Linked DNA regions of Homo sapiens: region 1 is linked to region 2. A link is a contact called in ENCODE Hi-C data. All regions are on one chromosome and are shown on one strand. Each heading gives the region's core, a stretch centred on a gene start or an enhancer-like site at or near the end of the contact. The rest is flanking DNA. Distances are from core to core; before and after follow the strand shown.

The links. Hi-C counts contacts between places; a loop is a spot of excess contacts on that map. Pooled maps may share reads with other maps.
Region 1: a loop to region 2 is called in a pooled map, with 2.4 times the contacts of the local background. The contact joins the enhancer-like site here to the promoter of PCF11 in region 2. A Hi-C loop is called at or near these places in 3 of 50 pooled maps.

The regions. Positions count from the first base shown.
Region 1 is chr11:85,824,146-85,828,353 of GRCh38, forward strand. It overlaps a transcript of SYTL2 not described here. Among named protein-coding and RNA genes, the nearest start is that of SYTL2, 15 kb to the left of the region's middle. Within about 2 kb of position 2,431, at least 10 of the 41 ENCODE cell types and tissues checked have a DNase peak (open chromatin) inside an H3K27ac peak, as active enhancers do.
Region 2 is chr11:83,154,694-83,158,927 of GRCh38, forward strand. It overlaps PCF11 (PCF11 cleavage and polyadenylation factor subunit), which reads left to right and starts at 2,438. Exons shown (of 16, transcript NM_001346413.3): 1 at 2,438-2,938. The coding sequence starts at 2,747. RefSeq lists silencers at 2,014-2,093, 3,544-3,603 and enhancers at 2,294-2,343, 2,408-3,197, 2,494-2,743.

The DNA of each region.
Region 1 (4,208 bases), core at 1,181-3,680, 2.7 Mb after region 2:
TAATATAACTCCTCCAGCAGGCTGCTGAGTAGTATATGCTGGGGCCTCAGCAATACAGACAGAGGTGGGGAAGAAGATTGGAGAGGTTAGGATCAGAGCATCCAGCTGACATTAAACTACAGGGTCTGAAGGTCCACGGCAAACTTGGGTTTGTGCAGGATGGGTATTACTGACTGTTGGGTGTGTGTGAGGAGGGAAGGAACATTTATACAAGCAGGAGGCATCATTCAAAATGACATACCATCCACAGAAGATTTACCTAAGATCAGCTTTATGATCATCTTCCTTGAGGATTAGAATGTGAAAGAAAGGATCAGCCTGGGTATGGTTTATAGAATTTCACTGAAGATTTCCCACTAAAAGTCACACTGAGTGTCTTGGGGTAGAATGGTTTGTATTGAGTAACAGAAAATATTGCAATGGTCAGTGAGAACTGGCAATTATACATTTCTCAATTCCTATTTCTAAATTCTGCCATTCTAAAATAAAATAGTTGAGGCCATAGCAAAGATTTCTCCTTTTCCCTGTCCTCCAGGAAAACTAAATGAGTAAGGGAGCCAATAGAAAGTAAGCTCCTTGCTTGCTTGAGAAGCAGGTCCTGCTTAGCAGGGCAGGGGAAAAGAAAGTGCGGGCACTAGGAGAAGTCAAAGCCATGACCACAGAGGAGAGCTGCTATGGCCTGTGTAACATTTATCCTGCGAAGACGACTCCTCCAGAATCTATCCCACCCTTTCTGCTCTCCCTAGAGCGCTGGCAGAGAGACTAGCACAGCTGAGATAGGGTTTGGGACAAGCCACTTCAGGAGCTCCACTAGCTGCTACGTCCATCCCTAGGAAAAGGATGTCTGGATCATTAGTGCATTGCCCTGGGTTAAGAGGCTGGAGAATGAATGCTGCATAAATCAGTGTCACTTCCTTCTTTGTTCACTACGCCTAATACATAGCTTACTTATGTTTTGAAGTGCCTGATGCTGAGTGTGCAGCTCTAAAGGACCATGAGTTGGGAGGCCGAGGCGGGCGGATCACGAGGTCAGGAGATCGAGACCATCCCGGCTAAAACGGTGAAACCCCGTCTCTACTAAAAATACAAAAAATTAGCCGGGCGTAGTGGCGGGCGCCTGTAGTCCCAGCTACTTGGGAGGCTGAGGCAGGAGAATGGCGTGAACCCGGGAGGCGGAGCTTGCAGTGAGCCGAGATCCCGCCACTGCACTCCAGCCTGGGCGACAGAGCGAGACTCCGTCTCAAAAAAAAAAAAAAAAAGGACCATGAGGTTGAGTTATAGAGGGAAGAGAACATTTTCCTGGCTAGTTCCTAGAAGCTATTTTGCAACATGGAGCAACGGTTTGTGTTTCCAAGCAACTGGACTATCTATAGGAAGACCCCACAGGGGATGGGTAGGTGAGGAAAGACTGGAAAGAGCTGGGTCCCTGATCTCTAGCAAGATTTGGGGAAGAGGGTTGGAGCATAGCTCAGCCTAATCCACAACTAAAGTGTTAGGCAAGGAAACTGAGGCAGAAACACAACTGTATGGATTTGGGCAGCACAAAAATATCAAGAAAAAGGTGCATGAGATATCCTAGAAAGCATGAAGGCCCAGAGCCAGAGCAATGTTTTAACTGGAATCCAGGCTGTCATTTCCCGTTAGTGTAATCTTTCACAAATCTCTTAACTTCTCTAAGACTGTTTCCTTATGTATAAAATGGCACTAATCATGATTTCATAGGGATCTTGTGAGAATTAAGCAACGGAAATATTATTTTGTTAGATTGTAAGCTCCTTGGAAAGCAAAGAATGGGTCTTAGCAGCATAGCAACTGCCACGGAGAGAAAGAGTGTTTAATAAATGTGTACTAATAAGTGAAAAACTCTTAAGAAACTAATTCCAGATCCCATTCTCAGGTGAGGCTGAGGCTGCTAGTCTATTCACATTCTCTTTCTTATTACTCAAAGTGGAGTTCATGAACATTGATATTCCCTGGGAACGTCTTAGAAATGCAGGCTGTCTGGCCCCACCCCAGACCTATAATTTTGGCCAGATCCCCAGGTGATTCTTTTGACATTAAACATTGAAAAGCACTGCTTATGTCAGGATGCACAGGAGGACTGAGGAGGCCTGTCTCCTGCTGGAAGACATCTAGTGGCTGCAGCTGGGAGTGGCTGGGGAAGGCAGAGCTGTCAAGTAGTGTCCAAACTGATTCCCTAAATTAGGACCACTGTCTGTGAGGGTTTGGGCAGATGGCCAGGCTGCTCTGCATCAGAGGAGCCAGGCCCTCAATCCATCTGTGCAGAGACAGTCTGCAGATTCCATGTGTATGTGAGCAAAGGTTGAATTTCAGACCAGGAGCCTGGTCTTGAGGCAATGTCCAGAGGTCAAGGAGGCAAGAAATCAAGTCCAGGGGAGTCAGGTGAGAGAGAAGCTAAAACAGGCTGTGCTGGTCTAGGGAGCCAGCGTCTGGAGGACAAGGGGCTGGGGAGAAACAGAAAGCAAACAATTCTGCTGATACTTGCTGAGCCTCTAACGGTATGTCAGAGAGAGAGCTCTCACTTTAGGAGAAGTTGCTACCCATGCTCGTTTAACTCCCTTCAGCCTGGAGGTGGATGTGCTATAAAGCTCTAGTTCACAGTCGGCAGGGACTCAGCATCACAACATATTCACTCCTCGTGAAGGCAGGTATGAATCCTGCCGAAAGGTCTTCTCTCCTGCTGACATGAAGAGATGAACAGTGAAAGTGGGAAAGTGAAATTTCAGGGACCATTTCTGAAAGTTCTGTGAAAAACAGGCTAGCAAGTCCCAGGACCTTTGCTCACACCATAACCCTGAGTGTTTTCAGTCAGGAATGGGCTCCTCCTTAGGAGATAATAAGCCGAAGGACCCAGTAACCCAGAAAGCATAGTCTCAGGGAGATCAGCATGGAATACTATTATCCAAGGATGTCAGAGTCAGAGGGGACCTGGTGGCTTTCAATCATTTTTTTAATCCATGGAGCCCTGTCTTCCAATGTGATCTTACTCAGATCCCCAACATTTGAAATGGATATTAGCAATGCTGTTGTTACTGAGGCAGAAGTTGGATCCCAGAGCCATTCCCTTCCCACCTCTATTCCCCAAGGCCCTCTGAGGCCCCTAGGTGGACCCCACTGGATTCCATGGAGCAGTTGGGAAGCACTGCTCTGCACCGGTCCTAGCTTTAAAGAAATGAGGAAAAGGGATCCCATGATGACAAGGTCCTCCAGCATCTGGCACCAGCTCACCTCACTACCCCTATGGCTCCCTGTACTTTATCTATTGTGGTCTCTCTTCAGTCTTCACAATATGCCATTCATTCTTTTCTGGGCCTTTCCAGGGGCTGTTCTCTCTGCTGGAAGCACTCTCTGCTCCCCTCCATGCTTCTTTGTCTCCCCACCCCTAATTCCTGCCTGCCAACTCCTCCATATTCTATGGATCCTAGCAAAGGCCTGTTTTGTCCACTGTGGCCAGCACAGTGCCTTATAAATAGTAAGTTCTGGGTATCTGTCTCTTTTTTGAATGAGTGAATGAGCACACTTACAGGAAGCTTGTTCCATGTCTCCTAGCTAGCTCCAAGGTTCAGAAATGTTGACAGCCCCTCCACCCAGATATGGGGTAGTCATAAGAAAATCCTTGTCAAGTCTGTGTTGATTCCCACTCAGAGAGTTTTGACTGGAGTACAACAGTGTTAGGTTGAAGATCTAGGTAGTGATAAGAATGTGTTTAGCAAATGCAAAGTGAAACACACTCACAAAAAGTTGCTAGGCAACCTCAATGTGGCCATTGAGAGTTACTGGCAAATATCTGTTTCTTAGGATGACAGTTTTCAGACTTTATCTTAACCCTCTGCCATCCTGAGGGTTTGGAAATAAATAGGTCTTCAACCTCACTACTAGCTAACTGTAGTGACTACGTTTGGCATTCCTACTAGATTGTCTTCTAAAAGTTCCACAAGGAATTATTTATAACTTCCCTGATGGCAAAATACAGCCATAAAACATGCTGTTTGGTATTTCTCAGGCATCTCTGTGGTGGATGAATGAGTCACTCCCAGAAGACTTATCTGGCAGAAAAATGAACTAAATAAATATGAATTAATGTTATACTAAATTTTTTCTGCATATGCAAGCAGCTGCAAACACTAAGGTCAACATATTCCAAAATATGTTTGAATTATTAGTATGTAGGCAGTAAATGGTTAAGA
Region 2 (4,234 bases), core at 1,188-3,687:
AATAACCGGGGCTTAATGTTGGTGGAAAGTAAATTCGTTGCATATTCTGATGAAAGAACTGGTAGTGAAAATCCATGAGAGAAGTTTTGTGCACTTATTTGTATTTAAAATTCCAGTTATCTAGTTTGTGCCCTGTCCTGAGTATTTAAAGAAAAAATGTGCTTGTTACAGTACAGCACATGATTTGAATAAGATTGCTAGTCTCTTGAGTTTTCCATGTCATTTGTGGGGACATAAGTTTGTTGATTTATGTGCTAAGATATATTAATTGTTTACTCTGTATATAGTCTGTGAGGGATACAATAAAAGCCAAATCAGAGCTTTGGAGCCTTTTTTTTTTTTTTTTTAGAAGTTCACTTTGCTGTTAAAAGAAAGTTAAAAACTGTAAAAGGCAGACATTTCTATAATGAAATTCACCTTTAAAATGAAAAGAAAATGAACAGAGGACTATTTCACCCTGGTCATTTCCCTCCAGAAAATAAAACCTTTGGACGTTATTAGTTGAAACTTTCTAGTATATCTAAATAGCACCACTAACAATAGTGTGAAATTATTGAGATTATAAATACTTATTTAACAATACTTCTTAGCTTCAAATGAGGGAAGACCAGTTTTCCTCCCCAGGTTTTACTTTTCATTCATGTGTGATATCATGCTAAGAAAAAAATGGAAAATACATGTCAAAACTTAACCTTTGCAGCACACTTTATGCAGTTCATTATGTTTCAATTAGACAACAATAAAGATGCTAAAAAACTCAAAGAAACAAAAAGAAGAAATGAAAATGTTACTTTATATGGGACAAGTAAAGAGTAGTTTGTTTGTTTGTTTGTTTTTTGAGAGAGAGTTTCACTCTGTCGCCCAGGCTGGAGTGCGGTGTTGCGATCTCGGCTCACTGCAACCTCTGCCTCCCGAGTTCAAGTGATCCTGCCTTAGCCTCCCAAGTAGCTGGAATTACAGGCGGCCGCCACCATGCCCGGCTAAGTTTATTTTTTAAGAGCAATTTCTTCTGGGGAGCAACAAATTATCTCTCAAATGCCTAGTAGCCTACGGAAGGCAATGGAAAAGCAATTTTAGGTAATTGACACTTTTTTTTTTTTGAGACAGACTCTCGCTGTCACCAGCCTGGAGTACAGTGGCGTGATCTCGGCTCACTGCAACCTCCACCTCCCGGGTTCAAGCGGTTCTCCTGCCTCTGCCTCCCGAGTAGCTGGGACTACTATAGGCGCACGCCACCACGCCCAGCTAATTTTTGTATTTTTAGTAGAGACGGGGTTTCACCATGTTGGCCAGGGTGGTCTCGATCTCTTGATCTCGTGATCCGCCCGCCTCGGCCTCCCAAAGTGCTGGGATTACAGGCGTGAGCCACCGCGCCCAGCCCGTAATTGACACATTTTAAAAGCTTATATTTAGGTCAATATCGCTACTCAATGAAAAAATTACGTTTGGTTTGTGTTATGTCGCAGCTCCACGGTGAACTATTTGAAAGCTTTGTGTGTTTTACGAGCATCATTTCCAACCTGGGAAGACAGCCCCACAAGTTTAAAACAAAAGTGCATGCGCGTGTGTGTTTTCCTACGTGCCCCAAATAGTGTATGCTAAGGAGGTTCTGAAATGCAGATTCACAGTGGAGATATTACGGTCCAGCTGGGTGTGGCTGTTGTGAAAAACTCTTCCTAGAGCTCATAGTGGGCTCCTTAAAGAGCTCCTCCAAACCCCCAAGGAAAAAGCCTTTCACACTTAATCTCTAAATAAAAGGCATTTTCCTGGGGATTCAAGTCAGGCAAGCTCGCCTAGGTATTTTTGTGGGTGTGGGAAGCGGCGTGCTGGAAGAAACTCTCCAGCAGTGCTTTCCGAAGTTCCGGGTAAATTGGGCACCTCCCTCCCACTTCCCAGTTCCCAGAGGGGCAGCTGGACCCGCCCTGGCTCTCCAGAGCACCTGAGACGCTAAGGGAGAGGGGGTGCGGCGGCAGAAAGCCTCCGCTCCCTCCAACCCCCGCTCCCTCCAACCCCCACCGTCGGTAGCAGCTACGGGGCAGGCGGGAGGAAAGATGATTGACAGGCCCGCTCAGTGGCTGGGAAGCTAGAGGGAGGGACGAAGAGGGGACGGCTGAGTCTTCTTCTCAAAGTGGTTGGGTTGGGCCGCGGGAACTGCCTTCCCAGGCCTATTGGCTTCCCTGAATGGGTTGTTATGGTAACAAATGACCGAACAGTCCCTTATGAATCGGCCAATGAGAAGGGCCGTCTTTTCCAGTGCGCCTCCGAGCAGTAGATGTTGCGAAAGTCCGGGTAGAGGCCGGAGAAGAAGGCGGTGCCAGGGCGTCCTGCGGAAGGGCCGGGGGCGGGGCTCGTGACGTTGCCGGGACAGCCAATCACGCCTGGTTTTATCAGTGGCCCCGCCCTTTTACCGCACATTTCCCCTCCCCTAGTTCATTTCGCACGACGCAGCGGTTGGGAACACAGACATTTTCGGAGCTGGAGCCGCCACTGCCGCCGCCATTTTGTGTCTGTGGAGAAAGAAGCTTCTGTGGCGGCTGGAAGTGGACGGAGATCACCCGCGAGACGGCGGCGTTTCATACCCGAGGTTCCCCCTGTGTCGTCCCCCATCCCCCCTCCGCGGTCAGCATGTGGTGAAGCCGGAGCCGCGAGAGAGCCGGGGAGAGGAAGAGGAGTCGGAAGGGAGGCGGGGTATCCAGAGCGGCTTCAGCTTCAGCTGCAGCGGACCTCGGAGGGGGGCCGCGGCGCAATGTCAGAGCAGACGCCGGCCGAGGCCGGTGCTGCGGGGGCCCGGGAGGACGCCTGTCGGGATTATCAGTCATCGCTCGAAGACCTGACCTTCAATAGCAAGCCGCACATCAATATGCTGACCATTCTAGCCGAGGAGAACCTGCCCTTCGCCAAGGAGATCGTCTCTCTCATCGAGGCCCAAACCGCCAAGGTTTTTATACACCCCGCAGCCTCCTATTACTTCTAATACTCCCTGATTTTAGTGTCAGCCTCATCCCAGGTCTCGCTTCCATCCCAAGGGGGACAGTGTTCCTTCTCTCCAACCCCCCCACCCCCCTCCAACTCAGGCTCGGTCTTTGGCCCAGGCTTCGAGCATGGGCCTCTGGGGGGGAGGGAGTGGGGAGGATAAAGGGTGGAGTCCCACTTCCGCTTTCCAACTCCCTTTTTAGGCCACCGCATTGTATATCCCGACACACACACGCTTTGAATAGAGCCCTTTGGGGTGGGGGAGACTTAAAGGCAGTTTGTGGTTTGGGGAAGTAAGAGTTAACATAAGCCATTTTAATTCCCTGGGAAGTGGGAGAGTGGGTCTCCCATTTTCCCCAAGCACCCTTTTTGGTAATTGTGTTCTGTGGGTTGGAAGGAGGTGAAGGGGGACCTGGGAGCGAGCTGTTGGTGGGTGGGAATAGGGATTTGGCCCCGAGTGGAGCAGCCGCCTGTTAGGAGCCCAACATGGCGCCTGAAAAGCACATGATGCGAAAGGGAAGAGAGGAGAATCCATTCCCTGCCAGCCAGGCAGCTGCTCACTCCCGTCAGCCCCATTTTGGGGTGGGGGCGGCTAGATAAAACTTTTATTCTCCTATTGGAGGGTCTAATTTGTCCCAAAATAGGGGCAAGTGGGGTTGAGGGTGGGGTTTGGGTGGGGGGAGGAGATCTTATCCAACCTGTAGGTGGAGAACTGGCCCAGAGGGTAACAAGTACTTGCAGTTTCTCTGAAAAGTTCAGTCCCTCCTCCTCTTCCTTTTCTCTTTTTCTCCCTTCCCTGATAGCGAAGGAGTGTTTTTCTTTACCCCTTGACAGAAGTGGTCCTCTGCCACCTTATATTTCCCTGTAGTCCTCCTCTTCTGTGGATTCATATGGGAGCGATATGTCATTTAAGTAAAGTTACTGTTCAACTTAGTTACAATGAGTTTTAATAGCGTCCCAGTGCTACATTTTATTTTTCAAGCTTGTACTCACGGTTTAGTTTTTTCTAGTTGTTAGTGATTGCAATTATCAGGATGAGCCTCCTTTTAGCAGAGTGAACCCCTTTTTAAAGGCCACTTTAACAACAACCACCAATATATTGTTTAGAGACGGTTTCTGTCTAGTGTAAAACTTGAGTGGTCTGACTCTAATAAATGGTTTTGAAATGTGTGACTGGTATTATAAAATTTGTGAATAAAACATATAAAATATGTATTTGTCTTTTTTATTTACCTTTGTAAGGTGTAGAATCTGTTTCCAA